Linked DNA regions of Homo sapiens: region 2 is linked to region 1. A link is a loop called in an ENCODE intact Hi-C map of the cell type or tissue named here. Cell type or tissue: PC-3. All regions are shown on one strand.

The links. A loop is a pair of places that touch in the nucleus more often than their neighbours do. Peaks named below come from ENCODE experiments on the same cell type or tissue, not always from the same donor. Only the 100,000 strongest peaks of a DNase experiment are listed, where the experiment ranks them.
Region 2: a loop joins it to region 1, with 5 times the contacts of the local background. A loop is called at or near these places in 4 of 110 quality-filtered maps.

The regions. Positions count from the first base shown.
Region 1 is chr13:109,144,376-109,146,875 of GRCh38, reverse strand. The region is part of intron 32 of MYO16 (myosin XVI); the gene reads right to left. Among named protein-coding and RNA genes, the nearest start is that of MYO16-AS1, 22 kb to the left of the region's middle. In PC-3, a CTCF peak has its summit at 1,134; a DNase peak (open chromatin) is centred at 1,125; H3K27ac peaks cover 1,043 bases.
Region 2 is chr13:109,746,759-109,749,258 of GRCh38, reverse strand. No RefSeq gene overlaps it. Among named protein-coding and RNA genes, the nearest start is that of LINC00676, 20 kb to the right of the region's middle. In PC-3, a CTCF peak has its summit at 1,538 (motif pointing right); no DNase peak of the experiment used is centred here.

The DNA.
Region 1 (2,500 bases):
GTTTTCTTTTTTCTCTTTCTTTTTTTCTTTCTCTTTTTCTCTTTCTCTCTTTCTTTCTTTCTCTCTTCTTTCTTTCTTTCTGGGCAGTGTATTGCTCTGTGGTCTAACCTGGAGTGTAGTGGAGCAACCACGGCCACTGTAGCCTCCACTTCCCAGGCTCAAGCGATCTGCCCACCTCAGCCTCTCAAGTAGCTGGGACCGCAGGCACATGCCACCATGCCTGGCTATTTTATTATCATTATTGTTTTTTTTGTAGAGACAAGGCCTGGTTAGCTACTTTGCCAGGGCTAGTCCTGAACACCTGGGCTCAAGCGATCCTTCCACCTCAACCTCCCAAAGGGCTTGGATTATAGGCATGAACCACCATGCCTGGCTGATTTGACATTGGGATGCACTTAAAAATGATCCAGTGCCAGAGGAGGGAAATGGGCAGGAGTAGAGATGAAATAGGATGGGCCACAGAGAAGGTTCATTAATCTATTCTTTATACTTTTGTCTATGTTTGAAATTTTCCATAAGGAAAACTTGAAAAACAATTATTTTGTAAACAAATGGCCCTATGGAATAAAAGTATATTGTAAAAAAATTGTTTATAAAATACTCTCACTCCAAACTCATAATGTTCTTATTCAGAATATTTATGTAATCAAATAAAATATTTGAAATTAATAGTGACTTCCATTTAGCTTATGTGATCCTTATTAAGTAAAAATGCCACAAGAGCTAGTTCTATCAAATAGATTTGTATGTCAAACTGCTCTTTTATAGGTAAATTTTACCTCAAACAACTATTTAATAGCCACCTACTATATGCAAAGAAATACTGTACATTACAGCTTTTTTGTTGACATCATTTTTAGTACCTGTTTATAACTTATAAGCTAAGGATGCACTGTATCAGAATGTAATAAAACTGAATTTTTAAAAAATATTTTGAGTCTGATTTTCGTTAATTCGGCCTGGCTGTCTTCCACTTTCTTCTCCAGATTTCTGAGATGTACTGCATTTTTTGTCAAGACCCTGTCTTCCTGATCTTTTTCAGTGAGTAGAGAATAACATGCTCATGTGATTTCACTTTATTCTGGATAAACTCAACCAGACGCTGAGATGCCATTCAGAGCAATGGAGCACCCTAGTGGCCTAAAGGAGCCAAGGACTCTCATTCACCATTTGAATCGGGTCTCATAGTTTTTGAAACCAAGCAACTAGAAATAATTAGCATAATAATATTAGCCACATCATCACATGAGATGGAAAAAAATGTTGTGAATTAATGGGATCTTTATGTCTAGAATGGAACAGACAATTAAACATTTAGTCAATATTAATTTTAAGGGCCAAGTAGCCTAGACACTGTATCCCAGAATTATACATACCCATCATCAGTATAAAGTTCATTTGGCATTCTTGAGTTTATGGGAAAATTCTCTTCAACTAAACTCTTATGACTATTACTCGTTGCCCCTCAGTGAACAAATATTAATTTTAAAAGACTTTTTTTTTTTCTGTCTCTTTTTCTCTTGCTGTCTGAGCAGCATTGCATAGGTAGCTAGGGGAAGAGACTCTAGAGACAGAGTTACTGCACTCAAGTCATTCTCTGTCCCGCACGAGCACAGCAGCTTTGAGCAAGTAGATTAATCTCCCTGTGCCCCAGTTTTTCCACCTGTAAAATGGAGATAAGTGGAGAAGATGCCTTATAGTGTTGTGAGAATTAGATGACTCAGACAATGCCTGGCACAGTAAGCACTACAATTCCTTGCTGCAAATATTTCTTCTCAGACTGCAGTCACATCCATCATCTGCACAATCATATCTTTCTTATATGTGTGTCCACCACTCTTAGAATCTGCATGGTTTTGTATACTTCAAATTGCATATCCAAGAATCTATAGAAAATGAACTGGTTTGGGCAACATAGAATTTGTGAAATCCTACATATAAGGCTATGGAATAGTAATGGAGTAGAATTACGCAAGAAACAACCTTGCTTCCTATACACAACTCACTGTACATTATAGCACATTATATTTCAACCAGAAATAACTAAAGCAGTGAATTACTGAGCAGTTTAATCTCCTCGATGTCATTGTTCCAAACAGCCAAGGAGAACATTTTGAACCTTTCTGCAAAATTTGTGCAATAATTTTCTCCTATGAAAATTGAACAAAAAATGAACTTTAGTTAATTTAAGGACCCTGAAGGGTAAATTAGCCACACACTGTATTATTTGGTAAGAAAGCTATTTCACGGTGAAAATAAAAATGTCTTTAAGCATAAAGAAGGTAAAGTAAAAGATTTAAAACTTGAAAGAAATTCCATAAAAGTCATTGAATTCATTCAGAAGAAAATGGATTACTAACCTCAGGATCAAACTGTGTAAACTTTAATAGTCATATAACCAGCCCCAGTGCTGAGCACCAGCACTGAATGCTTTTCCTTCCATAGCTTATGTTTAACCTCTCCTACATTCTAAAAGAATGGCCTGAACTATCCATGAGAA
Region 2 (2,500 bases), 600 kb before region 1:
AAGATCATGCTGATAGAGCAGCTCTAAATCATGTTGCTTAAAGAGGTTTTTAAATACAGGACAGCCAAAGTGACAAAGTGATCTTTATCAAATAGCCGGGCCCTCTTGCTGGCACCTGTAGTCCCAGCTACTTAGGAGGCTAAGTTGGGAGGGTCACTTGAGCCCAAGAGTTGGGGGCCAAACTGCACAATATAGCTAGATCCTGTCTCAAAAAAGAAAAAAAAAATAAATGCATGTATAATTCAAATTCTCCTTCCTCCCCACTCACCCATTATCTTTTAGGAAAAGTCAAAGTTCCTGAACGTGGTAGGCCTGAGACATAAGGCACTATATGAACTGGCTTCTGCCTAATTCCCCAGACACATCTTCAAGGCCCTGTCCCTCCCGCTCCACCCCTCCCTGTGTCTGCACCTAAGCCTTCCTAGAGCACATAAAGTGCACCTAGCTCAAGTAAGGAGGAGAACATAAAATGAAAAGACAAAGAATTGCTGAACCTAAAAACAAATGTTTATCTACCAAGAGTTACTATTTCCTAAAAGATCCCTTGAGGAAAGGTATGCAACAAGTTAGAAGCATTTTTAAAAATACCATTTAAATGCTATACAGCATTGCTTCACTTCTTCCTTTGAAATCTGAGGACATTCATCATCTCATTTCCATTCACCTCTCCTTTCTCCTTTTTCCCCACCTTAACATTTGTCAGTTACATTATTTTCTGCATTTTCAAGGTAAAAAAATACATTTTTTCTGTAATGTAATTCCTATGAGTTTAAAATACTTATCCTTCATTTACATTGATCCATTTCATGCCACCCGTTCTTTGAACATGCTTATTTTTTAACCATCTATTAATTGCTTGGATTTTGTTACTGAAAACAAACAACTCAAAACTTCTTTCCAGACACTTTTTAATATGCTCTGTTCCCTGAGCTCTCTCATATTTGAGAGGTAATTTGCCTGTTGTCTTTATAGATGAGCAACAAATTGGCTATGTAGATCACTCTTAGGTCCCATACGCCTTTCCAAAGAAGTTTGTGACATTTCTCCAGCCTTCTTATTTATTGAATCAGGAGATTTTGATGAGTGGTTTTCAAGTTCAAATTACTCTGGGGAAATTCACCTTGCACAAAGGTGCCCTAAATATACAACCCTATCTACCTAACCAGACTCACCTTCTGCCTTCTACCACCCCATGAACCCAGCGTTGGTCACAGTTGCACTGATCCTATCACCAAATTTTAATCCTTTTATGACTCGGCTTTGCATAAAAATTTCATTTGCCCTAGAGTGTTGAAACCTCTTTCTTCATCTAGAGACTTGTACTGACTCTTCAAGACAACTCTACCATGTGTCAGGAGAAGGAAAACTGGAAATATCCAGTGAATGCTTCCAATGACTATAATGCAACCTGATTTCAACTCACCTAAACAGAGCTAGTGACCCACTTCTCCAGATTCTCAAACCACTCTGCTTACCCTTCTGTTACGGCACCTTCCAAGTTTCACTGTATTATCTGTTTATCTGTGTTTCTCCCACGAGGGGGCTCCTTGATGGAAAGGATCACATTGCAGACATGGTAGCTAGCAAAACTGTGTTACTGTAACCGCTGAGCAACTCTGTTCAGACATTTATCTACCTCTCATTCCATATTCACACACCTCTGAGAACTAAGTGCTATTAAGAAAACTGAAGCTCAGAAAGGTTAAACACCTTGCTCAGGGTCACAACTAATAAGCAGTGAGTCAGAATTCAAAGCATTTATTCCAATTCCAGCTCTTTCCTACTGTGTTTTAGTGAACCTAACACAATACACGACACATAGTAGTAGGTACTCAACAAATATTTGTTGAATATTTGAATGAATGCATTTGTCTTGTATACATCTAGAACACTCGCAGGCTAAGAGACTAGGTTGCCTTGAATGATTGTATTCTATATTTGCACAATTTCTTCAACAATTACGCTGTTTTATTGGCTTTATGAAGGCATAACATTGCTCAGAGAAGTAAAGTGCATTCGTTGAATTATAATAAGTGACTAAAATTGAATCCCAATGGTTCTCTGATATATGTATAGGAAACCTTTAACTATATATAGCAGAAAAGCCAAAACAACAATGGCTGGAACATATATAATGTTTTATTCTCTCAGATGAAACTAGACAGATGTGGGCATTCCAAGGCTGGCACGGGGTTTCCATCACTTCCCAGGACCCACCTTCCCACCGTCATTCAGCTTTAGCATTTTCAGTGCACACCTTTCTGTCTTCAAGGTGCCTCATAGTCCAACGTGGCTCCTGAAGCTCCAGCCATCACACTGGCTTTATCCACAAGAAAGGTGAAAGGGGAAAGTATAAAAATGGGTGCCTCTGCTGGGCGAGTCAGCTACTTTATAAGTGAGTCTTCCACTTAAGTCTTGTACGCTGCATATTTGAAACACCTCACTGAGAACATTTCCTTTCTCCATGATTGATTTCTGCGACTAATTTCTATTGCATTCT